2 separate regions of the Homo sapiens genome follow, and region 1 is linked to region 2. A link is an interaction called in ENCODE POLR2A ChIA-PET data of the cell type or tissue named here. Cell type or tissue: PC-9. All regions are shown on one strand. Each heading gives the region's core, and the rest is flanking DNA. Links, peaks and the distances in the headings are about the cores only. Region 1 holds the start of PDCD2L (programmed cell death 2 like). Region 2 overlaps GARRE1 (granule associated Rac and RHOG effector 1).

Region 1 (15,063 bases), core at 5,251-13,250, 78 kb before region 2:
CTAAGAGTACTGTCCATTTCCTCTACATTTCTGTAGGTGGTAAAAGAGGAAACTGGGGTGAGGAGATAGTTCTTCTGGGACTGGATGCAATCTTTATTAGAATACCTGGGCTTTGCTTTTTCCTCTGAGACAGTGTAAAATGCTGTATGTTGAGAAAGATCCCACTCGAATGGAGGCGAAATTGCTCTTAACTTTCCAATCATTGCTCTGACTCATGGAACAAAGGAATGTTGCTTCTGAGAGGCAATCCCCGTCCTTTCCTACACCACCTCCCCACCACACCCAGTTCTTCAGCCAACAGCTGGGTCCACCATCCTCCACATTAGGAGATGCAAACTCTCCTCCTGTGTGCTTCCTTCCAGACATAATATTATTAACTGAAAATTCTTAGGCCGGGCATGGTGGCTCACACCTGCCATCCCAGCACTTTCAGAGGCTGAGGTGGGTGGATCACCAGAAGTCGGGAGTTCGAGACCATCCTGGCCAACATGGTGAAACCTCATCTCTAATAAAAATACAAAAATTAGCCGGGTATGTTGGCACATGCCTGTAGTCCCAGCTACTCAGGAGGCTGAGACAGGAGAATTGCTTGAACCCAGAAAATGGAGGTTGCAGTGAGCTGAGATCGTACCATTGCTCTCCAGCCTGGGGGACAGAGACAGATTCCGTTTCCGAAAAAAGAAAATTCTTTGTGGACTCATCAGTATATTTTAGGCAGGTGAGAGAAAAGGCCTGTGGAATTAGAACTTGCACTTAACCATGCCGGAAATTTCTGTACCTTTCTCTGCAAAGATAACTTAGTTACATAAGTGAATAAATATATATGTTAAACACTCAAGAACTCTACTAGACATTTATGGATATTATATCCTGGGCTATCACTTTGAGTTTTATGGTACTAAGCCCTTTTCCTTTGTTCAGTGCTGATACAAGGGAATTTCTTTTTTAATATTTATTTTATTTGGCCTGATTTTTAGCTTTTAGATTCACTGTGGTAGGTATCGGGGAAAAAGACCATTTGAGCTAATTCTGCCCACTTTGTCTGGACCTGTTTTTACTATGTGGCTATTTTTATAAATTATACCTGCTGGGTATGTCATTTCCTCTGAGGCCTTTCTGATAGCCTACCTAAAATAGCTCTATTTTTTCCTCATTTATCACTTATGGGAATCATACAGGTTTGTTTTTAATCTCCCCCACTAGTCACAGTGGCTCAAGCCTGTAACTCCAGCACTTTGGGAGGCTGAAGCGGGCAGATCATTTGAAGTCAGGAGTTCGATACCAGCCTGACCAACATGGTAAAACTCCGTCTCCACTAAAAATACAAAAAGTAGTCAGGCGTGGTGGCGCTGTAATCCTAGATACTCGGGAGGCTGAGGCAGGAGACTCTTAAACTTGGGAGGCGGAGATTGCAGTGAGCCAGGATCACGTCACTGCACTCCAGCCTGGGTGGCAGGGCGAGACTCCATCCCAGAAAAATAAAAATAAATTAAAAAATAAAAATAAATATATGGGCCAAGGGTCGTGGCTGATGCCGGTAATCCCATCACTTTGGAAGGCCGTGGCAGGAGGATCACTTGAGGCCAGGAGTTTGAGAGCAGACTGGGCAACATGATCAGATCCCATCTCTACAAAATACATTTTTTAAAAATTAGCCAAACATGGTGGCACACTCCTGTAGTTCTAGCTACTTGGGAGGATCGATTGAGCCCAAGAGGTAGTTGTTACAGTGAGCAATGATCACGCCACTGCACTCCAGGGTGGACAACAGACTGAGACCCTCTCTCTAAAAAAATATTTTTTTAATAATAATAATAGTCCAGGCACAGTGGCTCATGCCTGTAATCCTAGAACAAACTCTGGGAAGCCAAGGCAGGTGGATGGCTTGAACCCAGAAGTTTGGAACCAGCCTGGCCAACATGGTGAAATACCATTTCTAAAAAAATATACAAAAATTAGTTGGGCATGGTGGTACATGCCTGTAGTCCCAGCTACTTGGGAGGCTGAAGTGGGAGGATCACTTGAGCCCAGGAGGTCAAGGTGCACTGAGCTATGATTGATCACACCACTGCACTCCAGCCTGAGCAACAGAGCAAGACCCTGCCCCCAAAAAAAAAAAAAAAAAAAAAAAAAAAAGCCAGGCATGGTGGCTCACACTTGTATCTCAGAACTTTGGGAGGCTGAGGTGGGCAGATTACGTGAGGCCAGCAGTTCGAGACCAGTCTGGCCAACATGGTGAAACCCCATCTCTACTAAAATACAAAAAAATCAGCTGGGCAGGGTGGCGGGCACCTGTAATCCCAGCTACTTGGGAGGCTGAGGCAGGAGAATGGCTTAAACCCAAGAGGTGGAGGTTGCATTGAGCCAAGATCACGCCACTACACTCCAGCCTGGGCGACAGAGCGCGACTCCCTCTCAAAGAAAAAAAAAAATTAAATAATAATAATAATAAAGGCTATGAGAACATGGACTTCATCTGTGCCGTTTCTTGCTATATCTGCAGCACCTACAAATACCAGCAACTGGCATGCAGAATAGACTTCGTAAGTATTTGTTAGACAAGTGAGTGCACTTTACCTTACTGAATCCTCCTACACATCCTATAAAGTAGGTATTAGGTCCTATAAAGCAGGTATTAGGTTCTCTCTTGGTTTGGGGAATACTGTAGGTTTTGCTTTTCTCATATTTTCCTGTGTTTTCCAAACTAATATGTATTCCTTTATAATCAAGGAAAACAATAAAAGGAACTGTGCCTTTTTTTACCTCAAAATCTGCTCCTGACAAGCAGCAATTCGCTTCATGAATTTGTAAAACGTCTGATCTCCACTTTTAATTATGGTCTTCTCATATTTTTCATCACCATCATTAGGAAGGCTAAAAACAGAAGCAGAAAACACTTTTGAATGTCTATATCCAGAAAATTACAGCATTTGCAAGACAAAACAAGATAATTTTCTTTTAAAAAATTTTATCAGGGCAGGCGCAGTGGCTCACGCCTGTAATCTCAGCACTTTGGGAGGCCGAGGCAGGCAGATCACAAGGTCAGGAGATCGAGACCATCCTGGCCAACATGGTGAAACCCCATCTCTACTAAAAAATGCAAAAAATTGGCTGGGCATGGTGGCTTGCGCCTATAGTCCCAGCTACTCAGCAGGCTGAGGCAGAGGAAATCGCTTGAACCCGGGAAGCGGAAGTTGCAGTGAGCCGAGATCGTGCCATGCCACTACACTCCAGCCTGGTGACAGAATGAGACTCCATCTCAAAAAAAAAAAAAAAAAAAAAATCAATCACGCCTTTAATCCCAGCACTTTGGGAGGCCGAGGTGAGCAGATCACCTGAGGTCAGGAGCTTGAAACCAGCCTGGCCAACATCTTGAAACCCCATCTCTAATAAAAGTACAAAAAATTAGCCAGGCGTGGTGGCGGGCGCCTGTAATCCCAGCTCCTTGGGAGGCTGAGGCAGGAGAATCACTTGAACCCAGGAGATGGAGGTTGCAGTGAGCCAAGATTGCGCTATTGCACTCCAGCCTGGGCAAGAAGAGTGAAACTCCGTCTCAAAAAAAAATTTCTCAGGCCAGTGCAGTGGGCTCACGCCTGTAATCCCAGCACTTTGGGAGGCCGAGGCAGGCGGATCACTTGAGCTCAGGAGTTCAAAACCATCCTGGGCAATCTGGCAGAACCTTGTCTCTACAAAAAAATACAAAAATTAGCTGGGCATGGTGGCATGCACCTGTGGTCCCGGCTATTCCAGAGGCAAGGCTGTGGTGAGCCGTGAGCACACCATTGCACTACAGCCTGGATAACAGTGTGAGACCCTGTCTCAAAAAGAAAAAAAAAAAAAAACTGTCAAAGTTAAAAAACTGTAAAACTGTCAAGTAATTTTTTTTTTTTTTTGAGAGGGAGTCTCCCTCTGTCACCCAGGCTGGAGTGCAATGGTGCAATCTTGGCTCACTGCAACCTCCACCTCCTGGGTTCAAGCAATTCTCCTGCCTCAGCCTCCTGAGTAGCTGGGATTGCAAGTGTGCGCCAACACGTCCAGCTAATTTTTGTATTTTTAGTAAAGACAAGGTTTCACCACGTCGGCCAGGCTGGTCTCCAACTCCTGACCTCAAGTGATCCATCTCGGCCTCCCAAAGTGCTGGAATTATAGGAGTGAGCCACCGCACTCAGCCAAAAACTGTCAAGTAAATATTTTTGATATTTAAATTGTGTACATGTAGCTCTGCAGTTCCCTGCCCAACCCTTCTCCCAAGCCATTTTCAACTCTTGAGTAATTATTTACAATTTAAAAAGTCGCAGGGCACAGTGGCTCACACCTGTAATCTCAACACTTTGGAAGGCCGAGGCAGGTGGATCACGAGGTCAAAAGATCGAGACCATCCTGGCCAACATGGTGAAACCCTGTCTCTACTAAAAATACAAAAATTAGCTGGGCATGGTGGTATGCACTTGTAATCCTAGCTATTCAGGAGGCTAAGGGAGGAGAATTGCTTAAACCTGGGAGGTGGAGGTTGCAATGAGCTGAGATTGAGCCACTGTACTCCAGCCTGGCAACAGAGCGAGATTCTGTCTCAAATATATATATTTTCATATATATTTTTTAATATATATATTTTATTATTTATTTTATATATATATATATATATATGTATTTTTCATCTGGGTGCGGTGGCTCACGCCTGCAATCCCAGCACTTTGGGAGGCCAAGGAGAGTGGGTCACTTGAGGTTAGGAGTTTGAGACCAGCCTGGCCAACATGGTGAAGCCCCATCTCTACTAAAAATACAAAAATTAACCGGGTGTGGTGGCGGGTACCTGTAATCCCAGCTACTTGGGAGGCTGAGGCAGGAGGATCATTTGAAACTGGGAGCTGGAGGTTGCAGTGAGCCATTATCACACCGCTGTACTCCAGCCTGGGTGACAAAGTGAGACTCTGTCTCAAAAAAACCAAAAATTTTTTTAATTAGCTGAGTTTGGTGGCACACACCTGTAGTCCCAGCTATGGGGAAAGCTGAGGCCAGAGGATCCCCTGAGGCCAGGAGTTTGAGGCTGCAGTAAACCATGAGCAGGCTGGGCGTGGTGGCTAATACCTGTAATCCCGGCACTTTGGGAGGTCGAGGTGGGCGGATCACGTGGGGCCAGAACTCCAAGAAGAGCCCGGCCAGTATGGCAAAAGCCCATCTCTACTAAAAAGAAAATACAAAAATTAGCTGGGTGAAGTGGCGCACGCCTATGGTCCCAGCTACTCGGGAGGCTGAGACATGAGAGCTGCTTAAGCCGGCGAGGGAGAGGTTGCAGTGAGCCGAGAACGTGCCACTGCACTCCAACCTGGGCAACAGAGCAAGACTGTCTCAAAAAAAAAAAAAAAAGGCCATAACCACACCACACCACTGCAGTTCAGCCTGGGAAACAAAGCAAGATCCCATCTCTAAAAAAAAAAAAAAAAAAAAGAAGAATACTCTAGTCTGAAGAAACCCACCAAAAATAAGCAAATACATAAAAACTTAAGAAATTAAAAAATAAAAAATCCTGCCGGGCGCGGTGGCTCACACCTGTAATCCCGGCACTTTGGGAGGCCAAGGCAGGTGGATCACGAGGTCAAGAGATTGAGACTATCCTGGTCAACATGGTGAAACCCCGTCTCTACTAATAATACAAAAATTAGCTGGGTGTGGTGGCGCGCACCTGTAGTCCCAGCTACTTGGGAGGCTGAGGCAAGAAAATTGCTTGAACCCAGGAAGGGGAGGTTGCAGTGAGCCGAGATCGCACCACTGCACTCCAGCCTGGCAAGAGAGCCCATATCACACACACACAAAAATAAATAAATAAATAAATAAATAAATAAATAAAAAATAAAAAGTCCTTATAACCATCAATTCTATTAAGGATTATTTTCAAACACCAACATGTCTTCATGCATTCCCCTTCATCATTATTCTGAAAAAGCCTACAAATGAAACAGTTCTGGTAAAGAACCAGGCCATTTCTCCAAATATTCTATTGTAATTTTTTTATTCTAATAGTAAAAAATGCTGGGTGCAGTGGCTAAAACAAATTTTTAGGCCAGGCACAATGGCTCACGCCTGTAATCCCAGCACTTTGGGAGGCTGAGGTGGGTGGATCACCTGAGGTCAGGAGTTCGAGACCAGCCTGACCAACATAGTGAAACCCCATCTCTACTAAAAATACAAAAATTAGCTGGGCATGGTGGCACATGGCTATAATCCCAGCTACTTGGGAGGCTGAGGTAGGAGAACTGCTTAAACCTGAGAGGTGGAGGTTGCAGTGAGCCGAGATCGTGCCATTGCACTCCAGCCTGGGTAACAACAGCGAAACTCAAAAAATTTTAATTGGTCAGACATGGTGGTGTGCACCTGTACTCCCAGCTACTTGGGAAACTAAGATAGATTGCCTGAGCCCAGGAGTTCAAGGCTGCATGAGCTTTGATCACACCAATTCACTCCAGCGTGGGTGACAGAGTGAGACCCTGTCTCTCTCAGTCAATCAATAAGCAAAAATGATCATTCTTACCTCTTTAGAGAGCTTTGGTTTATAAAGCCTTTCAAGATCTACCCTCTCGCTTAACTCTCAAAAAATCATGGGATGAAACAGAGAACAGAGATATCACCATCACTCTCATTTTACAGAATTGAGGATCTGAAAGCATCTCTGAGGTCCTGGGCCAGTTCTGGAGCCACAGCCAAGAGTCAATAAACAAATGGCGTTTTTCTTTTCCTTTTTCCATTTTTTCACCCCAATCTTATTATCCCAGATCAAATGGTAGTTTTCTAACTTGCCTGTCTCTGCTATAAAGACATATTAGAAATATAAAAGAAAATTTAAGAGTCAGTGAACGCGTCTTCTATAAATACTTGCCATCTCTAACTTCTGTTTGTTCATCTTCACTTTCTTAACGGCAATTATAAATAGAGCAGGGTTTTCAAGCTAACTCAAGTTGGCTGATAAGGAAGTGAAGCAAAAAGGTCCTACATACAAGTTCTGCCTGAAAGTTTCCCCAGGTCCTGTGGTGAAACTGAAGGGTAACTCTTGTGGCTGCTTCCCAATCCAGTCACCTCTCAACCTCAGCAGCACACATCCTCACCTTTGGGAAAGCAACTGATCCATGGCAATGCCTTCTCTCTGCTGATAGTCCCTCAGAAGGCTGTGGGCATGATCCAGGTTGACAAAGTCCCTGTAATCATCCTCATCTGCAACACAGATGTAGTAGGGCAGGAAGAGCGGCAGCCCAGGAGGCACAGGATGGGCAGCACCCAGGACAGCATCCTGCAGGCGGAGGTCTTGGAGCCGAGCAGTCCAGTCTACGTCTTTGGCACTGCTGGCATCATTCCCAAAATCCAAGGTAAACTGTGGTGAAGGCCCCTCCTCAGTATCACTTCCCCAGTCATCAGCACCTTCACACCAGTCCTCAGCTGCAAGGCTGTTTCCCTGTTTCTGGAAAAATACTCAGTGAATGAGGTCCGAGCACATTTGGGAGGTTTATTCTAATCCTTCGGCTCCAGCCACCCACCGCCGCGCCTTCCAGAGGGAGCCTTCACACCATCCCCTTCCCCTCTGGTACACTCCAATCAAACTTTCTAGACCCTATGTACTCAAAAGCACGTTGGAGGTGACTTAAAATACTTGTCTTTCCTTTTTGGGGTGAGTGTGACAGATATAGTACAGGGGTTATTCAACCATCCGTTCCAATATCTTTCTGTTGTGCTTCATGTATTGCAGGAACTGAAAAGAAAGAACTACCTTTCCCAGACCCCTTAGCAGCTAGGGTTTCAGATATGATTAGGGGTCTGCTAATCAGGTCTACTAGAGAGAAACATGAACTTGAGACAGAGTGAAGTAGAAAGAAAGACCACATAGCAAAAGGTAGCCATTGTGTAGACACAGACAGAACAAGGCTTTGGAGCCAACGGTTCGGTGGCAAAGACAGCCTCTAGTTCACCAGATCACACCTAAGCTTCCTGACAGCAGGAGAGGTGGCATAGCAGCTCCTTCACGGCCAGTTCTGAGGTGTGATTCTGGAGGGCATTCCTGGAGCCTCCTCCTTCAGCCTATCCACTTACTAAAAACCTCACTCCTGTGTTAAGTCTGTCTCAGCTTAAAAGCCAGGCATGGTGGCACGTGCCCGTAATCCAGCTACTCAGGAGGCTGAGGCAGGAGAATCGCTTGAACCCGGGAGGCGGAGGTTGCAGTGAGCCAAGATCACACCACTGCACTCCAGCCTGGGTGACAGAGCGACACTCGGTCTCAAAAAAAAAAAGAAAAAGCAACAGCACTTTTCTAATTATCTGCACCTGAACCCTGACAAATATAGGCAAACACCACTGTCTTCAACTTTTTATTTAAGTACTGCTAATACTATGCCTAGCAAACATCAAGAACTGGGTGCAGGCCGGGCCCAGTGTCTCACGCCTGTAATCCCAGCATTTTGGGAGGTTGAGGTGGGCGGACTGTTTGAGTCCAGGAGTTCAAGAACAGCCTGGGCAACATGACAAAATCCCATCTATACAAAAAATATGAAAATCAGCTGGGCATGGTGGCACGTGCCTGTAATCCCATCTACTCAGGAGGCTGACGTGGGAGAATGGCTTGGGCCCAAGAGGCAGAGATCATGCCACTGCACTCCAGCCTGGGTGACCAGAATGCAACCCCATCTCAAAAAACAAACAAACAAACAAACAAACTCAGTGTATATATAAAGACACATTTACAGTCAAAGGGAGGCTAAATTGTGTTCTGCAGCTACCAACTTGCCTGCCTTTTCAATAAATTCAGATTTCATCTTATGAAATGTGTTAATACATATATAGCTCTCATAAAGTATATTTACTATAAAGACACGTATACATTATCACATACAACCACATATATGTACACACCCATATATATTCCCAAACAGGAAAATCAGTAAACTGTGTGTCTCAAGACCTTCAGTGTAAGTTTAAAAAAACTACTATATATACAATGGAATATTTTTCACCCTTAAAAAAAAAAAGGAAATTCTGTCATTTGTGACAACATGGATGGAACTGGAGAACATTTTGCTAAGGGAAATAAGCCAGACACAAAGACAAATGCTGCATGTATTCACTTATATGTGGAATCTAAAACAACCTCAAAGAAGTAGAGAGTAGAGTGGTGGTTAAAGAAATCTGGAGTGGCCAGGTGTGGTGGCTCACGCCTGTAATCCCAGCACCTCAGGAAGCCAAGGCGGGTGGATCACGAGGTAAAGAGATCGACACCATCCTGGCTACACGGTGAAACCCCATCTCTACTAAAAATACAAAAATTAGCTGGGCATGGTGGTGTGTGCCTGTAGTCCCAGGTACTCAGGAGGCTGAGGCAGGAGAATTGCTCGAACCTGGGAGGCGGAGGCTGCAGTGAGCCAAGATTGTGCTACTGCACTCCGGCCTGGCAACAAAGCGAAACTCCATCTCAAAGAAAAAAAAAAATCTGGAGTGAGCCGGGCATGGTGGCTCACGCCTGTAATCCCAGCACTTTGGGAGGCCGAGGCGGGTGGGTTGCCTGAGGTCAGGAGTTCAAGACCAGCCTGGCCAACATGGTGAAACCCTTTCTCTACTAAAAATATAAAAATTAGCTGGGCGTGGTGGCGAGTGCCTGTAATCCCAGCTACTAGGGAGGCTGAGGCAGGCAGGATAAGCGCTTGCATCCGGGAGGTGGAGGTTGCAGTGAGCTGAGATTGTGCCATTGCACTCCAGCATGGGCAACAAGAGCGAAACTCGGTCTCAAAAAAAAAAAAAAAAAAAAAAAGGAAGAAAGAAACCTGGAGCGGGAAGAATAAGGAGATGACGGTCAAAGAATACAAAACCTCAGTTATTCAGGAGGAATGTGGGTTTTTTTTAAGTTCTACTGCACAGCATGAATATAGTTAATAATAGAGTATTGTGGCTGGGCACAGGGGCTCAAGCCTGTAATCCCAGCACTTTGGGAGGCCGAGGTGGGTGGATGACAAGGTCACGAGATCAATACCATCCTGGCTAACATGGTGAAACCCTGTCTCTACTAAAAATTTAAAAAAATGAAAAAATTAGCTGGCCGTGGTGGCGGGCGCCTGTGGTCCCAGCTACTCTGGAGGCTGAGGCAGAATGGTGTGAACCCAGGAGGTGGAGCTTGCAGTGAGCAGAGACGGCGCCACTGCACTCCAGCCTGGGCAACAGAGCAAGACTCCGTCTCAAAAAAAAAAAAAAATAAGAGTATTGTGTATCTCCAAATTGCTAGAGGAAATTTCAAATGTTCTCACAAGATGTTAAGTATTTGAGGTGATGAATGCATTAACTAGCTTCATTTAATTATTCCACATGATATTCATGAATCATAGCCATCACTTTATACCTCATAAATTTATACATTATTATAAACTGTCAATTTACAGTTAAAAAAAAAAGTTGAAGAAATCCAGGAGGAAGTCTCCATCTCCCTTTTGTTTTTTTGGCAGGGGACAGGGTCTGGCTTTGTGGCCCAGGCCGGAGTGCAGTGGCACAAGTGTAGGTCACTGCAGCCTCAACCTCCTAGACTCAAGCAATCCTCCTACCTCAGCCTCCTGAGTAGCTGGCACTACAGTTGCGTGGCCATCATGCCTGGCTAATTTGTTTACTTTTTATAGAGACGATGTTTTGCTATGTTGCCCAGACTGCTCTCCCAACGTTTTTTTTTTCTTTTGTTTTGTTTTGTTTTGTTTTTACGGAGTCTGTCACCCACGCTGGAGTGCAGTGGCATGATCTCAGCTCACTGCAATCTCTGTCTCCCGGGTTCAAGCGATTCTCCTGCCTCAACCTCCCTTGTAGCTGGGATTACAGGTGTCTGCCACCATGCCCGGCTAATTTTTTGTTTTTGTTTTTAATAGAGACGGGGTTTCGCCATGTTGGCCAGGCTGGTCTCGAACTTCTGACCTCAGGAGATCCGCCCGCCTCGGCCTCCCAAAGTGCTGGGATTACAGGCGTAAGCCACCGCGCCCAGCCTGGTCTCCAACTTCTGAGCTCAAGCAATCCTCCCACTTCAGCCTCTCAAAAAACGGTGGGATCACAGGCGTGAGCCACCATGCTGGGCCTCCATCTCCTTTTAACAAAGGAGTTAGAAAATAAAAATAAAGTAAAATAGAAGAAAAAAAAAACTCTCACAAAACCTTAAGAAAGGCCGGGCGCGGTGGCTCATGCCTGTAATCCCAGCACTTTGGGAGGCCGAGGCGGGTGGATCACCTGAGGTCGGCAGTTCGAGACCAGCCTGACCACCATGGCGAAACCCCGTCTCTATTAAAAATACAAAATTAGCCGGGCGTGGTGGCATATGCCTGTAATCCCAGCTACTAGGGAGGCTGAGGCAGGAGAATCGCTTGAACCTGGGAGGCGGAGGTTGCGGTGAGCCGAGATCGCGCCATTGCACTCCAGCCTGGGCGACAGAGCGAAACTCCGTCTCAAAAAAAAAAAAAAAAAAAAACTTTACGAAAATAGCATTTTATGGTTCTTCAGAAAAGCAAAAAACACTCCAGTGTACTTCAAAGAACACGGCTTTAAAGTCTGCCCCAAACTATTCTCTGGAAAATATCCTCAAATGACAGAAAAACAATAACATGCCAATCACAACCTTTACCTGAGCGTCCTGCGCCTCTCTCTCTGGCACCTGCAGGCACTGGGAGCGGAACACCTTCCAGCTTCGGGGTGAAGACAAAGGGCCGTGAGGGCTGCACCCCGACTCCAGCCCGCCGGCCCGCCCCAGCCCGCTGGAAAGGACACCCCTGGAGCAGCTCTGGGACTTCCCCGCCTACCTGCGCGCACCGCCGGTGCTACAGCCGGGGCAGGCGCACGCGAACACGTGCAGCAGACGGTGAAACGGGGAGCCTTCCAGCGGGCAATACACCTGCACGACCAGAGCGAGCGGCTGCCCGCAGCGCTGACACACGGGCCTGGGCGCAGCCACGGTGGGCAGAGCATCCTGAGGGGACAGAGGAGGCGCTCAGACCCCGACTCCCCCCAGGACCTCGCCCACTCCCTCCGCACCCTTCAGCAGCACCCATCGACCCCAGCTCCGGCACCCGCCCTCACCGGAATGCCGCCCAGCTTGCTAGCAGTCCAGGCACCCGGCCCTGTGGGGCTGCCGTGCACCGGCGCATCTCGAAGGCCCAGCAGCACCGGCTTCAGAACGGCCGCCATGGCCGCCGGGCGACCAGGTGAAAACGCAAACTACGGCGGCCTCTCTGCGCACGCGCAACGCTACGCTAAAATGATAACCCCGCTCCCTTACTAGGATCCGATGCGGAGGCGTGGCTTTAAGGCGCGTGCGCTCAGGTCCCAGAGCCACAGAGGCGCCGCTGGCGTCAGGGGCTCGAAATCCCGGAGTCCCAGGCATTATGTGCCCCTTAATGCGCTGTGATAGGAAGTACACACCATCTACTAGGAAGTAGTTTTGCCAAAAAGCTAACTTTCTTTTTTCCTTTTTTTCCTGAGACGAGGACTTGCTATATTGCCCACACTGGTCTTGAACTCCTGGGGTTCAAGCGATCCTCCCGCCTCCGCCTCCCAAAGTGTTGCGATTACAGGTGTGAGCCACCAGAAAAAAGCCTTCCCGGAAAATAAAAATTTTAGGTGGGATAATGGTATTATCAGTCATTAACAAGAACAATAAAGTTTTTTAAAAAGTTAAAGTTTTTAATTTTTAGAGAAACACACCAAAATGCTTATAGATGAAATACCTCCGATTTGCTACTACATAATTAAGGTGGTGGGGTGTAAATACAGTAAGATTGACCATGAGTTGATAATTGTTGAAATTTGGTGCCAGGCACATGGAGATTTATTCTATTTGGGTTTTATATGTTTGAGATTTTTCAGTTTTTATTTTTGTTTTGTTTTGTTTTGTTTTTGAGACAGAGTCTTGCTGGGTCGCCCAGGCTGAAGTGCAGTGGCGCCATCTCACTGCATCTCAGCCTCCCAGGTTCAAGTGATTCTCCTGCCTCAGCCCCACCCAGTAGCTGGGGTTACAGACGCCCACCACCACGCCCGGCGCCCGGCTTTTTTTTTTTTTTTTTTTTTAGACGGAGTTTCGCTCTTGTCGCCCAGGCTGGAGTGCACTGGCGTGATCCCAGCTCACTGCAACCTCTGCCTCCCAGGTTCAAGCGATTCTTCTGCCTTAGCCTCCCGAGTAGCTGAGATTACAGGCATGTGCCACCATGCCTGGCTAATTTTGTATTTTTAATAGAGATGGGGTTTCTCCATGTTGGTCAGGCTGGTCTCGAACTCCCAACCTCAGGTGATCCGCCCACCTTGGCCTCCCAAAGTGCTGGGATTACAGGCGTGAGCCACCATGCCCGGCCTTTTTTGTATTTTTAGTAGAGACGGGGTTTCACCATGTTGGCCAGGCTGGTTTCGAGCTCCTGAAATCAAGTGATCTGCCCACCTCGGCCTCCCAAAGTGTTAGTATTACAGGTGTGAGCCACCGCGCCCAGCCACACAATACAGTTTTTTCAATTCCTGCAGCACAACATGGGTGAATTTCAAAAGCATCATGGGAAGAAGCCAGACACAAAAGGCGCCATTCTGGTAAACGCAGAACTTCGGAGGGAAAAAAATCAGTTCAATGGTAGTCAGGAGTTGGGATGAGGGAGTAGGACTGGACCACAAGTGTCAGGAACTTTTGAGGGTGAGGAAAATGCTGTATATCTCATCTGTAATGGTTCTAAGACTGTATATACACTTGTGAAAACTCATAACTGTATACCAAAGAAAGGTGAATCTTACTATATGTAAATCACACCCCAATAAACCTGACTTTTTAAAAATGCAGGCTGCAAAAACATTATTTTAGGATTCATAACGTGGTATGCAAAAGAAATGAATGTTTTCAAGGATTTACACCTCAAAGGAGGAAGCACCAGCCTTTGTGAGGTTTGGCTCTAGCCCAGCAAGGATCTGGAGATGAAACCCATTTACTCCTTTTTTTACCACACTTCATCCTGATAGCTTTAAAAGGCCCTGTGATGCTGGGCACAGTGGCTTGCGCCTGTAATCCCAACACTTTCGGAGGCCAAGGCAGGAGGATCTCTTAAGCCCAGGAGTTGAAGATAAGCCTGGGCAACACAGTAGTATTACCAGGGGAGGATCTTGACTACAAGTCGTCCAGGTTCTTGGAATATTGAACAAAGAGGTGGACAAAACACACAAAGCAACAAAAGAAGGAACAAAAGCACAGATTTATTGAAGCAAAAGTACATTCCAGAAAGCGGGATGAGGCTCAAGCAAGTGCCCTGTGTAGAAAATCTGGGGTTTAAGTACCCTTTAGAGGTTTCCTATTTGGTTACACCCTATGTAAATAAAGACTTGGCCTGCCACCAGTCAGAGGCTGAAGTGAATGCTCCTTTGTCTCCAGACCCTATTCTCTGGCCTCAGTGGGATCCTATCACTACAAAAATTTATTTTTTATTTTTCTTATTTTTTTTTTTTTACAACAGTACACTGATCTACAAAAATTTTAAAATGAGCCGGGCGCGGTGACTCACGCCTGTAATCCCAGCACTTTGGGAGGCCAAAGCAGGCGGATCATGAGGTCAGGAGATCAAGACCATCCTGGCTAACACGGTGAAACCCCGTCTCTACTAAAAATACAAAAAATTAGCCGGGTGTGGTGGCGGGCACCTGTAGTCCCAGCTACTCGGGAGGCTGAGGCAGGAGAATGGCGTGAAGCCGGGAGGTGGAGCTTGCAGTGAGCCGAGATCACACCACTGCACTCCAGCCTGGGCAACAAAGCAAGACTCTCAAAAAAGAAAAAAATTTTTTTTTAAATGAGCTGGGTGTACTGGCATGCATCTGCGGACCCAGCTACTTGGAAGGCTGAGGTGAGAAGATCACCTTAGCCTGGGAATTTGAGGCTTCAGTCAGCTATGATTGTATCACTGCAGTCCAGCCTGGGCAACAAAGACCCTGTCTCTAAGAAAAAAAAATTTTGAATAGGCTGGGTGTGGCGGCTCACGCCTGTAATCCCAGCACTGTGGGAGGCTGAGGTGGGAGATCTCTTGAGCCCTGGAATTCAAGACCAGTCTA
Region 2 (15,063 bases), core at 3,945-11,944:
AAAGCACCCAGCAGAGGGCACCTCTACAAGAAATCACAGTCTACAAGGTGTTTTTTGCGGGGGTGCAATGAGTTACAAATGAAATCAACCCCACAGGGAGAGTTTTCAAAACAAACTCAAGTGTTAGCCATTTTTGCACTGACTGTTTATATTCACCCAACTATCCAAAAGTTCAAACTCTTCAAAATGAGAATTCTGATTAAGTTTTAACATTTTCCAATGACAGCCTGAATTGGAAAAATTTAAGAATTCAGGGTTGGGTGCAGTGGCTCACGCCTGTAATCCCAGCACTTTGGGAGGCCAAGATGGGTGGATTACCCGAGGTCAGGAGTTTGAGACCAGCCTGGCCAACATAGTGAAACCCATCTCTACTAAAAACACAAAAGTTATTAGCTGGGCATGCAGGCAGGTGCCTGTAATCCCAGCTACTCAGGAAGCTGAGGCAGGAAAATCATTTGAACCCAGGAGGTGGAGGTTGCAGTGAGCCGAGACAACACCATTGCACTCCAGTGTGGGCAACAAGAACGAAACTATCTCAAAAAAAAAAAAAAAAATTCAGGAACACATTTCAGCAGAACACTGACTACAAAAGAAAAAAAAAGAATTTAGTAACACAAAAATCTTACAGAAAGTGAGCCTCTGGTTTACTGTTTGATAGAAATGAAAATATGTGTATAAATTACCATTAATTTCAGGACACAGTATGCCACCCTACAATTAACTTAAAATTTTGGGCCAGGTACAGTAGCTCACGCCTGCAATCCCAGCACTTTGGGAGGCCAAGGCAGGGGGATCGCTTGAGCCCAGGAGTCCCAGACCATCCTGGCTAATATAGTGAGACTCCATCTCTACAAAAAACTTAAAAATTAGCCAGGCATGATGGCACATGCCTGTAGTCCCGCCTACTTGGGAGGCCAGGGTGGGATGATTGCTTGAGCCCAGGAGTTCAAGGCTACAGTAAGCCATGACCACACCACTGCACTGCAGTCTGGGGGACAGCATGAGATCTTGTCTCTACCAAAAAAAAAATAATAATAATAATTTAAAAAAATAAAAGAACTTTTTGGTGGCAGAGTACTTATAGAAGGGAGGTTTTAGGACACAAAGTGAACTGCCAACATTTACTTAAATATATTCATAGACTCTAAACACTTTTGACAGAATCTACTATTATACTCTTACATTTCAAGAACAAATGAGCCGGGCGCGGTGACTCACGCCTGTAAACCTAGCACTTTGGGAGGCCGAAGCAGGTGGATCACCTGAGGTCAGGAGTTCAAGACCAGCCTGGCCAACATGGCAAAACCCTGTCTCTACTAAAAGTACAAAAATTAGCTGGGCGTAGTGGCATGCGCCTGTAATCCCAGCTACCCAGGAAGCTGAGGCAGGAGAATCACTGGAACCCAGGCGGAAGAGGCTGCAGTGAGCCGAGATTGCGCCACTGCACTCCAGCCTGGGCGACAGACCGAGATTCTGTCTCGAAAAAAAAGAACAAATGGTTTAAATACAACTTGTATGCCTTACCCAACTACCATTTTAGTCCACATAGGCACCAACAGCACCTCTTTGTTCCTTAGTATCTCTGCCTACTTAAATGATTTAAATATTTTCTCTTATAGCTAAATATTCATGCAGATTACCATTTTAATAGCAAATACCTTCCAATATATGCTTAGTTTTTCCTGTTTATTAATAAAGCTATGATACTCATCCTTATAGCTGAATGTGAATACATATCACAAAGATAAATTTCTAGAGGTGAAACTGTGGAATTGTTGAGGTCATATCCCTTATTTTAGGCTTCTAATATACTAAATTGCCCTCCAGAAAGGTTGTATTTAGTCTCTACTCAACAACCTCTTTGCCTGTTTCACAGTCTGGCTCAAACTAGTATTGTCACTATATTTAGTATTGTTATTCTAAAACAATTTAACAATATTCTGGGCAAAATGACATCATAACGGTTTTTTTTTTTTTCTTGGAGACGGAGTCTCGCTCTGTCACCCAGGCTGGAGTGCAGTGGCACGATCTCGGCTCACTGCAACCTCTGTCTCCCAGGCTCAAGCGGTTCTCCTGCCTTAAGCTGGGATTATAGGTGCATGCCACCACGCCCGGCTAATTTTTGTACTTTTAGTAGAGACAGGGTTTCACCATGTTGGCCAGGCTGGTCTGGAACTCCTGACCTCAGGAGATCTGGCCGCCTCGGCCTTCCAAAGTGCTGGAATTACAGGTGTGAGCCACCCCACCTGGCCCCATATGGTTTCTTTACTTTGTCTCTGATTTTTAGGTGAAGTTATACATTTTCTTTTTTCTTTTTTTTTTTTTTTGAGATAGTTTTGCTCTATTGCCCAGGCTGGAGTGCAATAGTGCAATCTCAGCTCTCTGCAACCTCCGCCTCCTGGGTTCAAGCAATTCTTGTGCCTCAGCTTCCTGATTAGCTGGAATTACAGGCACCCACCACCATGCCTGGATAGTTTTTGTATTTTTAGTAGAGATGGGGTTTCACCACATTGGGCAGGCTGGTCTCAAACTTCTGACCTCAGGCGATCTGCCCGCCTTGGCCTCCCAAAGTGCTAGGATTACAGGTGTGAGTCACCGCACTTGGCCATTACATTTTCTTAATCTATTTGTTGATCATATGTCTTCTTTTCTGACTTAGCTGTTCATGTCCCTTGCCCATTTTCTTCTGATTTGTAGGAGCTTTTTTTAAAAAAAAATAAATTAAGAATAATCTTTTATCTATTATAAGTGTTACAAATATAATATCTAAAAATGACTGTCCCAAGATTTGTAAAGACACTGGGTGTGTCACAACATGAGCTCAAGATCATCAGGATTGTAGTTGGAACAGAGGAGAAGGAATTCTATGTTCTCTACTGGGCTTTAGTGAACACTGGGTGACTTAGAGAAAATGATATACTATGTTTAAATGCTGTAGACTCAGTAACAAAGATAATACTGCTCATTATGATCCAAGAGTATATAACATTTTAGTTACATTATGGTCAATGAGACCATTTTTCAGACCTCTTGGCTTCCTCATCACAGACCAATAATCATGACACATGCCACTAACATACCACTGCTGCCCATAAACCTGCACATGCAGCAAGACTTGTTGCGTCAGCTAGCATGGGCATTGTTCAAAACAAGGCCATCATTTCAAAGATGTGCAAACGTCAGTCAGAGCTTAGGCTCCGGTGAAAGTAAGAGGCACGTTACCATGTGGATGGGACTTGAACCACGATTCTAGAGCCTTCTAAACTGATCTGGGGGGCATAGGCTTCTTTATTCTCAATCTGTGCTGTGTCAACCACCACCTAAGATCGAAAAAAAAAAAAAAAAACAAATAACAACCAGCTTTCAGAGAGAAAACAAATCAGAATAAAATCCAATACATAAAATGACTCTCTAAGAACTATTCCCCTAGCAGCCTAGTTATGCCAAGGCCAGTCAGGGCCCCGTGAAGACAACAGCAAGTAGTAACAGATGACCAAAACTAAGAACATTTCAATAAACAGAAACCACATTCTGGGCATGGAATTAAATTGAACTGGCAAGCACCTCTAGCACTTTTTCCAAACTATAAATATGTTAATTAGGAATTAATTTGCGTCCTTTATCTTAGTATTTTTTACTTTATGCACTTAAAAGAAGTAAAAGTGTCACTGAAAGTCAAACCAGACTGGGTGCAGTGGCTCACGCCTGTAATCCCAGCACTTTGGGAGATTTAGGCAAGTGATCACTTGAGGTCAGGAGTTTGAGACCACCCTGGCCAACATGGTGAAACCCCGTCTCCACTAAAAATACAAAAAGTAGCTGGGTGTGGTGATCCTGCAGTCCAAGCTACTCAGGAGGCTGAGGCAGGAGAATAGCTTGAACCCAGGAGGCAGAGGTTGCAGTGAGCCGAGATTGCGCCACTGCACTCCAGCCTGAGCAACAGACCAAGACTCCATCTCAAACAAACAAACAAACAAAAAAGTCAAACCAATGCTTCAGATAAGCCCATTTGTCATGACACGCCCAGAAGTGGATGAAACTTTTTTAAAGATTATCTTATCCTCAACCATCAATAAAAACTGAATTACTTCAGGACAGAGGAAGAACTAACCCTTCTTTGAATGATTTCCTCTTATTTCCAGGAAGAGTCTTTAATACTAGATAGGTGATAAGAGTATCCTATGTAATCTAGAGTTTGACAAAGTGATGAATATATTTTCAAATAACTAAAAGAATGTTTTAAAAAATCATAAAATATTTTAAAACCAAATCTGTAATATTTCAGAAGGGGTAAAACTGTACAGAGTTGTGTATCATACTCCAAATTCAGCTTCTAATGGAGCCAGCTTTCACTGGTTTAAACAGAGTTCCCATAGCTGATCTGCAATGACCTTTGGAAAAAACTTCCTGTCAAAGGAATAGCCATTGTTGGACCACACAGGTGTTTCCTCTCTCCTCCCATCCCCAGAACCATAACCTAAAGTCACACAGAAATGTGTCCTACAATCAAGACGCAAGGAACTAGGAAGAAGTTTCTGCTCTCTGAATAACATGGAACTTTTTTTTTTTTTTAATCTACAGTGTTTTCTCAAAACAGCCTTTGTGCCTTTTGGCCTTATTTTGCATACTCCTTTCAGGGGAACTCATTGGCATGGTCCTTGCAGTTTCAGCTAAATGGTCTCTGGGAATATGGATCGATATACTAAAGCCAATGGGCTCTTCCACGCTTCAGCAAGGCATCTCTGGTTTACTACTTCTTTTGGAGGTCCCTATACTGAGGAAAAGATCCCAAAGGAAATGTGACTCATTACTGTGAACAAGCCCTCATCTGAGCCTCCACAAGACAGCCCCACTGTGAGCTGGGCCACCTGAGCCCTAACCCGCTTGAAACAAAACGACAGTATACCCTCAATAGCTCTTTTTGTGAATAAAGTAGGAACCAGACTAAAAAACAAGTTCTTTAATTTTCTTAATCTCTAATTAGGTCCTTCCAACCTCTGACTGAAATGCCATATCCTTTTTTTTTTTTTTTAAAGACTGGATCTTACTCTATGACCCAGGCTGGAGTGCAGTGGCACAATCTCGGCTCACTGCAACCTCTGACTCCTGGGTTCAAGTGATTCTTGTGCTTAAGCCTCTCGAGTAGCTGGGATTACAGGTGCCCGCCACCACGCCTGGATAATTTTTGTATTTTTAGAGACGAGGTTTCGCCATATTGGCCAGGCTGGTCTTGAACTCCTGACCTCAGGTGATCTGCCTGCCTCGGCCTCCCAAAGTGTTGGGATTACAGGTGTGAGCCACCACGCCCTGCCACCATATGTTTTTGAAAAGTAGTCGTTTACTAGAAAGGGAGATCAAATACGTAAGATTCTATGGGTCAGTGATGCAAACAAAAAGCTAAATGGTGATTTCAGATGTTGATCTCCTGACCCACCCAACTCTGGGCAAAGTTTTTTTTTTCTCTGAAAGATGAAATGAACAAATCATTACTTTTTAGTTGATGTTACTTTATTGCTAAGAAAGAGATAAACAGCAGCGGTATACAGTGACTGGATGGGGGTACTACTTATACCACTGTGGTCAAGGGAGGCCTCTTGGAGGAGGTGATTTTGGAGCTAACACCAAGAAGATAAGGAGTGACCTACATGATAATCAGAGAGAAGAGTATTTTCAGATAAAAGGGGTATCAAGAGCACAGGCCTGGGACAGGAAGAAGCATGGGATGTTTGAGCAACAGACATCCAATGTAGCTCCAGAATAGGGGCTAGATCAAGTGGCCCTGTCAACTTGTTACTAATGTAATGTTTTTTTCTTTTTTTTTTAAGGGCCGGGTGTGGTGGCTCATGCCTGTAATTCCAGCACTTTGGGATGCCTAAGCAGGCAGATCACGAGGTCAGGAGTTCGAGACCAGCCTGGCCAACACAGTGAAACCCCATCTCTACTAAAAAATACAAAAATTAGCCAGGCATGGTGGTGCGTGCCTGTAGTCCCAGCTACTCGGGAAGCCGAGGGAGGAGAATCATTTGAACCCGGGAGGCAGAGGTTGTGGTGAGCTGAGATCACGCCACTGCACTCCAGCCTGTGCAACACAGCGAGACTCCATCTCAAAAAAAAAAAAAAAATTAGCCAGATGTGGTGGCGGGTGCCTACCATCTCAGCTACTTGGGAGGCTGAGGCAGGAGAATCACTTGAGCCCAGAAGGCGGCGAGTTGAGATTGCGCCACTGCACTGCAGCCTGGGCGACAGAGCAAGAGTCTGTCACACACACACACACAAAAAAAAAAAAAAAAAAAAAAGAGGCAGGGTCTCACTATGTTGCCCAGGCTGATTTCAAACTCCTAGACTTAAGCAATCCTCCTGCCAAAGTGCTGGGACTACAGGCATGAGCCATGGGGCCCAGACTGTAATGGTTTTTTTCTTAAAATAAGCAAAGCCCATAGCATCATTTTGCAACTAGGTTCCCTGCAAATATATATTATCAATCTGGTTTTTCTTTTTAAAGAGATTTTTAAATGCTGCTCTTCCTTTACCTTGTCTACCTGCCTGGTCTAAATTCCACAGCACCAAATAACTTTTTAAATTATTCAATATTTTCACACATGTGTCTGCACCACATCCTCACATGCTTGAAACATCTTGGTATTCTACCTATCATCCACCACCCACGCTCACTCACCAGTCCAGCCTGGCCAAACAGCAGCTGCACCGCCGTCTTGCAGGCACCTCGCCATGTGGAAGGGCAAACCTGGTTCAGCACTTCAGTCACAGGAAAATCATCCCTGGATGTGATTCCATTATAGCAGCCTGCCTCCTTCATCAGCTGTAACATTGTATGCTATAGATTGATAAGAAGAGAGTTCACACCTCAAGACAAAGCCATGCAAGGTTCTAAAATTTGTAAAAATGCATTTATACAATCATCCTCAAGAGAAGAGCATTTTATTTATGTATTTTTCTATCGTCCAAGCTGCAGTCCGGTGGCACGAACATGGCTCACTGCAGCCTAGACCCCTCAGGCTTATGTGATTCTCCTGCTTCAAGCCTCCCCAGTAGCTGGGACCACACAGGTAGGTGCACACCACCACACTCAGCTAATTTTTAAATTTTTTGTAGACGTGGAGTCTTGCTATGTTGCCCAGGCTAGTCTTGAACTCCTGGGAAAAGAGCATTTTTTTTTTTTCTTTTTTGAGATGGAGCCTTGCTCTGTTTGCCTAGGCTGGAGTGCACTGGCACAATCTCAGCTCACTGCAACCTCCACCTCCTGGGTTCAAGCAATTCTTCTGCCTCAGCCTCCTGAGTAGCTAGGATTATAGGTGCCTGCCACTATACCCAGCTAATTTTTGTATTTTTAGTACAGATGCAGTTTTGCCATGTTGCCCAGGCTGGTCTTGAACTCCTGACCTCAGGTGATCTGCCCACCTCGGCCTCCCAAAGTGCTGGGATTACAGGCATGAGCCACCACGCCTGGCTCAAGAAGAGCATTTTAAATACACCCTAATTATGCCATTTTAATTTCCTTAGTAATTATCATCAATCACTCTCAGAGATTTTCTCAGCCCCATAGAGTAAATGACTAGATATGGATACATATGCGATAATATACACAGGTATTTCTATACTAGCACAAAATTATTTAGCAATCTACTGATGTGAACTGGTTGAGGAATTCTGAAATTCTGAATCCCTCCAAATAGGGAAACAAAATCATCTGATACAAGTAAATACTAATTAAAATCTCAATTTTATTTTGGATGACCAAGTAGTCAGGTGTTCAGGCTCTGGAAACAGATTACATAAGCTCAAATTCCAGCTCTTCTACTTTCTAGCTGTGTGACCTTGGGTATCAGTTCCCATGTGGCAGGTGGGCCAAAGGGCAGCACCCCTACCTCATGGGTGAGCATTAAGTGAGACAATGATGTGGAGCACCTGGCACAATGACTGGAACACATGATGTTCCACAAATAATCGTTATCACTGCAGCATTATAACAACATCTCTCTTCTTATTTAATTCATACAAGTCCACTGAGAGACATTAATCATAAACAATATCTTATAGTGTACTTTCAAACCCTTTCTGTTAAACATCTGAATAAAATTATGAATAAAACTGCCTAGGCCCAGGTCGGTGGCTCATGCCTGTAATCCCAGGACTTTTGGAGGCCAAGTAGGGTGGATCAGCTGAGGTCAGGAGTTCGACACCATCCTGGCCAACACAGTAAAACCCCGTCTCTACTAAAAATACAAAAATTAGCCAGGCTTGGTGGCACATGCTTGTAGTCCCAGCTACTTGGGAGGGTGAGGCAGGAGGATTGCTTGAACCCAGGAGGTGAAGGTTGCAGTGAGCTGAGATAGATCACACCACTGTACTCTAGCCTGGACGAGAGAGTAAAACTCCGTCTCAAAAAAACAAAACAAAACAAAACGAAAACTTGCTTGGCAAATGTCTGATTAAAGTCTCCGTAGGTCTGCTTTTTAATTTTTTTTTTTTTTTTTTAAGACAGAGTTTTGCTTGTCGCCCAGGTTGGAGTGCAATGGCGCAATCTCAGCTCACTGCCATCTCCACCTCATGGGTTCAAGCAATTCTCCAGCCTCAGCTTCCCGAACAGCTGGGACTACAGGTGCGTGCCACCGTACCCGGCTGATTTTTTATTTTTAGCAGAAACAGGGTTTCACCATGTTGATCAGGCTGGTCTCAAACTCCTGACCTCAGGTGATCCGCCCGCCTCCCAAAGTGCTAGGATTACAGGCGTGAGCCACCACGCCCGGCCCCATTTTTTTTTTAATCTACATCCTTCGCAAGCCTTTACATTTCTCTTAAGAACTCTATTTTCAAGTTCACACTCATTTGCTGGAACCCCATGGAAAGCTACCGTCTTAAGTTTCAGATTGTCGGCGGCCGACTCATTAAAGGAGACGCCCTTCAGGAAGTGCGATCCTATCTGCACAGGGACGGTGGGGAGCTCACACTGCATGGGCTGCGGGGGTGTCTGCCTCCGCCCCGTCTGCTGGGCTTCCGCCTCGCTGCAGCAGCCCTGGAAAAGGCATGGATGGAAGAGGAGAGGTGACCCATCGCTCATCTGTCAAAACACTTGGTTCACACTAGACTGCAGGAGCAGCGCCATAGGTCCCCAGAGCTTTAGGAAGGAAAAGTGTACCTGCAAACTTGCTTCAATCGCCTTTGGATTCAGGTGGAAGCCGGCTTTCATTGCATATTCACAGTGTCCTAAGCTTTCCAGAGCTATCTTATATGCCTGGAAATAAATTATTTTTAACAATCAAGATCGTAAAGCAAATTATAAGATGACAAAGTTCAATGGAAATAGAAATCTTAAATTTCTATAGCTATTAAAAGGTCAATTACTACTCTATAACCCTTTCTAATTGATTCAACATCACAACTTTAACTCCCTCCCTTGTTTCTATCCCGTGGAAATCAGTATGTCAGTTCTGAAAAACTTACTTGCAAAGCACTGTCGATTTTTATGTTCAGTTCTTTTAGCTGGTGCTCAGGAATTGCTGCACTTTGAGAACAAAAGAGTTGTTGAACTTCAATTCCTGCCAGGCAACCATCACAGCCTCTTTCTCTTAGTCTAGATGTCGCCTGTAACATATATAGTAACTGGTAGGTAAAAGAGGGTGGTACAGTTCTAGCAACATTAGACCAACAATAACAACAACAAGAAAAACCCCCTCAAGTAAAATGCAGCAATAAACCATCTAAGCAAATAAACTAGAAGTTCTAGATTGTTTGTATTGCAAAGTGAGCAGCCCAAATTTTGAAAGCCTAATTAACCATCCTGAAGAGAAAGGAAATTTCCCTTTATTTTTTATTTTATTATTTTATTTTATTTTATTTTATTTTATTTTGAGACAAGGTCTTACTCTGTCACCCTGGCTGGAGTGTAGTGGCGCTATCTCAGCTCATTGCAACCTCCGCCTCCCGAGTTCAAGCGATTCTCCTGCCTCAGCCTCCCGAGTAGCTGGGATTACAGGCACCCACCACTGCGCCTGGTTGAGTTTTGTATTTTTAGTAGAGACAAGGTTTCATGATGTTGGTCAGGCTGGCCTCGAACTCCTGACCTCAGGTGATCCACCCACCTCGGCCTCCCGAAGTGCTGGGATTACTGGCTTGAGCCACCGAGCCCGGCCGAAATCTCCCTTTATTTTAGGAACCCTGGAAAAAAGACTTACCTACTTGTTATTTGTTATATATATATGTATATACACACATATATATGTGTGTATATACTCAGACATTTTTAACTTTCCTGCTTTAAAAAGACAGGTTACCTAGAATATTGGTACTTGGAGTTTCCAGAATAAAAAAAAAAAGGAAGAACATACATGGTTGGCATTCCTATTCAGTGAAGGAAAAGACCACATGAATACATAACAGGAAAAATATACATTGGCATATTAACAGAAAAACAGAGCTTTTGAAATCTGCACAGAAAAGTAAATATTTATTATTCAGTCACTACATATGTTTATGAAGAGTAGATAAGCAAGATAGAAAAGGAGAAACTAATCTCTGTCATTTTACGATTAAATGCAGAAAACAGATACATGGATCAGGACAAGAAGAGAATACAGAAAAATATATATTTGATTTATTAGATGGGATTCCAGATGAACTGTTTTTAGATTTCTATTTTTGTTGCAATTCTGTGAACCAAGTAACATTTTTTAGCAGTTAGCTTTTGTTCTGCTGGGCCAGTGTAGGAGTTGTAATATTTACAAAACTTGCAGACTACAGGAAAATGACTAGCAGCTATAATGCCGTAAAGTTCCAAAGCTTTGGTTTCACAAACTGTATGTAAACACCATTGCCTGAAGCCTAAGAGTCTCACAGTTTAAAACTGTTTGACTCTTTCTAAGAATCTTTCAGTCAAATATTTAGCTCACAAGGTGGTATGTTAGGTACGTGCTGAAGCACAAAGCTGCTCCTTACCTTCCTGGAGCTGAGAGCCTCAGGGCCAAAAAGGTGAACAAAGAAAACACAGAATTATAAATGGAGAAAAAACACTGCGGGAAACAAACAGAGGACTATACCAGGGAATGTCCTAGACACCCAGAAAGCAGCACTTAGGGTGAGAATTAGAGGAGAAGGTCGTGAATGGAATTGCATGTGTGTGGGGTGGGGTGGGGGGTGTCAAGACCTACAGACGGGTCCGTGAAACAGGCCGAGGATCCAAGGTAACAAAGAAAGACACATCCAAGGAACTAGAGCCCAGTGAGCGAGGGCAGGGTGGCCACTGATAAGGCTGGCCATCAAGGCAGGAGCCAGACTAGGCAGGTCTAGGCAGGTCGTGCTGAGGGGTCCACATGCTACCCTAAGGAAATGAGAAGCGACATCATCCAATTTTAAAATGAAGGCGAGCAAGACAGGGAGGGGAGAAGTAACGATTCCCTGAACAAGGGTAGCGATGAAGGACGTGGAAGAAGGGGACAGATCTGGGATAAGATTTTGGAGGTGGGAACTGCCGGGTTTTCTTAAGGATTGGACTGGGTGTAGACATGACGGAAATGCTGAAGGATAAATCTCAGGTTTCTCAAGTGAAGCCAGTGTGGGATGGCACCACTCACTAGCATAGAGAGGGTCTAGGGAGGAACAGGTGAGTGGAGAGAGGCTACGCCTGAGCCACCTGTGAGACCCCCGGTAGCAGCTGAGCTCAGGGGCCTGAAGCCCACAGGAAGTGGGCTGCTCACTGATCACACACATTTGAGCCCCCTCCAAGGACACAGGTGGTTTTTCAGTCCCAAGACTGGATGGAGAACCCCTAGGGAGAAGGGCAGCTAGAACTGAGCCTGGAGAAACTCACATTCAGAAATTGTGTTGAGGAAGGAGAAGCCAGTAAACTAGATGAAGAAAGGATGACCCAAGAGGAAAGAAAGGTTGGTTCTTGGATGTCACAAGCTGAGAGTATTTCCAAGGAGGAATATTCTCCACACTGCTGTGAGCTGCTGAAAGTTGTTGAAAGGGTTCCCTGGATTTGAAAACATGGAAGAAGGCACCAATGACCTTGATAAGAGAAGGCATGTTCTTGTATAGGAGTGGAAGCCAGATTTCAGCAAGCTGAATGACATTATGTATATAAAGTTTCAGACTGTGTAAAATAATACCTTATGTATAGATACATTCATATACGGAAAAAATATTAAAATATGCACAAGGATCACACGCTTCAAATTCAACAGAGGTTATCTCTAGAGACAAAGGGATGAATAAGAAAGTGGAGAGGTACAAAAGGGATTCAAGTGCATTTACAGACCGGGTGCAGGAGCCTAGGAGCTTGGGACCGGCCTGGGAACATAGCAAGACCCTGTCTTTAAAAAAATAAATAAAAAGTAAAATAAAATAAATAATTAGCCAAGCATGGTGGTGCATGCCTATAGTCTGAGCTACTCAGGAGGATTGCTTGAGCCGAGGAGGTCAAGATTGCAGTAAGCTGTGATCACTACCGCACTCCAGCCTGGGCAACAGAGCAAGACCCAGTCTCAAAAAAAAAAAAAAAAAAGTGCACTGGTGATATTTTTCTGTTAAAAATATGTAACAGGCATGAGCAAATATGGCAGGCAGCTAAAAGGAAGATACACTGATGGGTGTGAAATGTTCTATGTGCCTGAAATACTTCAATAATAATTACTTTTTAGACTACTCTGAGTAAACTGTCCACGGGGTGTGCCAGGAGCAGTAAGGAGCCACAAGGTGCAGTAAAAATAAAATAGTAATTTTTTAGAATGAATGAAAGGTGAAAAAAAGGTAGACAACTACTCCAAGAAGTTGGCTGAGAAAAGAGCAGAGAAACAGGGCAGGGCAGAGTGGACTTTTCTGTGGGAAGCATCTTTGTGTACTGGTGGGAACAGGCTGAGGATGAGGGAGAGAAAACACTAGGTCGCACCACAGAAGCTGGGCCCTCGAGGATGGGGGCAAGGCCAGCACGGGGCAAGCCTGGACAGGAGGAGAGGGCACCTCCTCTGCTGTCATGAGGCAGGGGAAGGAAGAAAAGATGGTTGTGAAGAGGGATGGCAGGAGTGGTGGTGGCTTGGCCACATGAGGAAGAAGGGCTGCCATCAGGGAGATTCTATTTGCTCAGTGTAGTAGGGGGTGGCATCACTGGCTGAAAGCAAAGGGAATGTAGAAAGGGCAGAAAGGCCTGGACAGACTAAAATGGTGGCAAAAAAGGTCAAGGTGAAGACGTCAAGAGAGAACTCGGAGGCCTCCTCCTGTGGGCTGGTCCTCAGCATGAGTTGTCTAGAAGATGGAGCAGGGGACCAAGGCAGGTGTTAGGTTCACGTGTGTGAGCTGAACAGTCAGGAGGCTGGGGCCCAGCAGCCAGGAGGACACCGAGGGTTGTAAAGTCACATGACAAGGCAACAAGGTGCAGGTCTGGACCTCAGGGCTTAGCCATCTACAATAAAGCTAACAGGTCCCACCCCCACACACAGCCTCCAATTAGCATTCCAGGGCCTTTCTGATGAACAGAAAGAAAGCCCTAGGAAGTCTTTAGCATGAAAGACAGACCAAAACATGCAAGAAAACAGTGAAAATTAAAAAGAAATGACAACAATGCAGCAAATGGCATGAAATTGAAATAATAAAACTAGAGACTGGACAATATTAACATGTGAAAAATCATGTTTTGAAAATTTTATTAAAGAAAATTTCCAAAACATAAAATGAAATACTAGGCCGGGCGCCGTGGCTCACGCCTGTAATCCCAGCACTTTGGGAGGCTGAGGCGGGCAGACCACGGGGTCAGGAGATCGAGACCATCCTGGCTAACACAGTGAAACCCTGTCTCTACTAAAAATACAAAAAATTAGCCAGGTGAGATGGCAGGCACCTGTAGTCCCAGCTACGCGGGAGGCTGAGGCAGGAGAATGGCGTGAACCCCGGGGGGCGGAGCCTGCAGTGAGCCAACATCGCACCACTGCACTCCAGCCTGGGCAACAGCGAGACTCCACCTCAAAAAAAAAAAAAAAAAAAAAAAAAAAGAAAAGAAATACTTTGCCAAGTTAATTATGGAATGATTTGAACTAGACATTATTTAATGAATCACTATATTGCTAACCATAAATTATCTTTTAATCTGTGTTTGCCTGCTGGGATAGTTTAAAAAAATTATCTTTTGGCCCAGGTGGGTGACTCACACCTGTAATCCCAGCACTTTGGGAGGCCGAGTCAGGTAGATCACCTGAGGTCAGGAGTTTGAGACCATCCTGGCCAACATGGCGAAACCCCATCTCTACTAAAAATACAAAAATTAGCTGGGCGTGGTGGCGGGTGCCTATAATCCCAGCTACTGAGGAGGCTGAGGCAGGAGAATTGCTTGAACCCGGGAGGCAGAGGGTACAGTGAGCCGAGATTGCGCCACTGCACTCCAGCCTGGGCGAAGGAGCAAGACTCCGTCTCAAAAAAAAGAAAATTATCTTTTACTCTGTAAAATGGAGCAGTAAGTCCTAAAGTCTCAACTTCTAAGATTTATTTTTTATTTCTCATACTGGAAAGAAATAAGTATTAAAATGCCTACAAGAAATGTCACTAATGGCCAGGCATGGTGGCTCACACCTGTAATCCCAGCATTTTGGAAGGACAAGGCAGGTGGATCACCTGAGGTCAGGAGTTCAAGACCAGTCAGGCCAACATGGTGAAACCTTATCTCTACTAAAAATACAAAAATTAGCCAGGCGTCGTGGTGCGCGCCTGTAATCCCAGCTACTCGGGAGGCTGAGGCAGGAGAATGGCTTGAATCTGGGAGGCAGAGGTTGCAGTAAGCCAAGATCACGCCATTATACTCCATCCTGGGCAACAAGAGCGAAACTCTGTCTCCCAAAAGAAATGTCACTGATTATAGGCAAAGTCTCCTTAAAACAGACTTTTTCAGAGCTGTTTTTGATTGCCTTTTATTTAAGCTTAAATTCTTCTGGCTGTGGAAAAGGAATAGAGAATGCCACACCAGAGTGACTAGGAAAGCAACCCTGCGCTAGGCTAGAATCCCCCCACCGGAGCGGCTCCCTGCAGCCCACCATTTAGTCATGAGGTTGTCACCACGAGAGG

The links. ChIA-PET counts read pairs that join two places held together with the same protein. Peaks named below come from ENCODE experiments on the same cell type or tissue, not always from the same donor. Only the 100,000 strongest peaks of a DNase experiment are listed, where the experiment ranks them.
Region 1: POLR2A ChIA-PET joins it to region 2 with 12 read pairs; 3 of 35 experiments call an interaction of 5 or more read pairs at or near these places.

What each region holds. Positions count from the first base shown.
Region 1 is chr19:34,401,548-34,416,610 of GRCh38, reverse strand. It overlaps PDCD2L (programmed cell death 2 like), which reads right to left and starts at 12,212. Exons shown (of 7, transcript NM_032346.2): 1 at 12,073-12,212; 2 at 11,796-11,962; 3 at 11,621-11,681; 4 at 7,101-7,450; 5 at 2,764-2,874. The coding sequence starts at 12,180. GPI (glucose-6-phosphate isomerase) reads right to left here. Exons shown (of 18, transcript NM_000175.5): 18 at 14,198-15,063. In PC-9, for the core only: no CTCF peak of the experiment used is centred there; a DNase peak (open chromatin) is centred at 12,280; H3K4me3 peaks cover 1,785 bases; H3K27ac peaks cover 865 bases.
Region 2 is chr19:34,321,961-34,337,023 of GRCh38, reverse strand. GARRE1 (granule associated Rac and RHOG effector 1) reads right to left here. Exons shown (of 14, transcript NM_014686.5): 4 at 9,463-9,603; 5 at 9,158-9,253; 6 at 8,873-9,034; 7 at 6,677-6,835; 8 at 3,223-3,320. Among named protein-coding and RNA genes, the nearest start is that of GPI, 36 kb to the left of the region's middle. In PC-9, for the core only: no CTCF peak of the experiment used is centred there; DNase peaks (open chromatin) are centred at 7,773 and 10,903.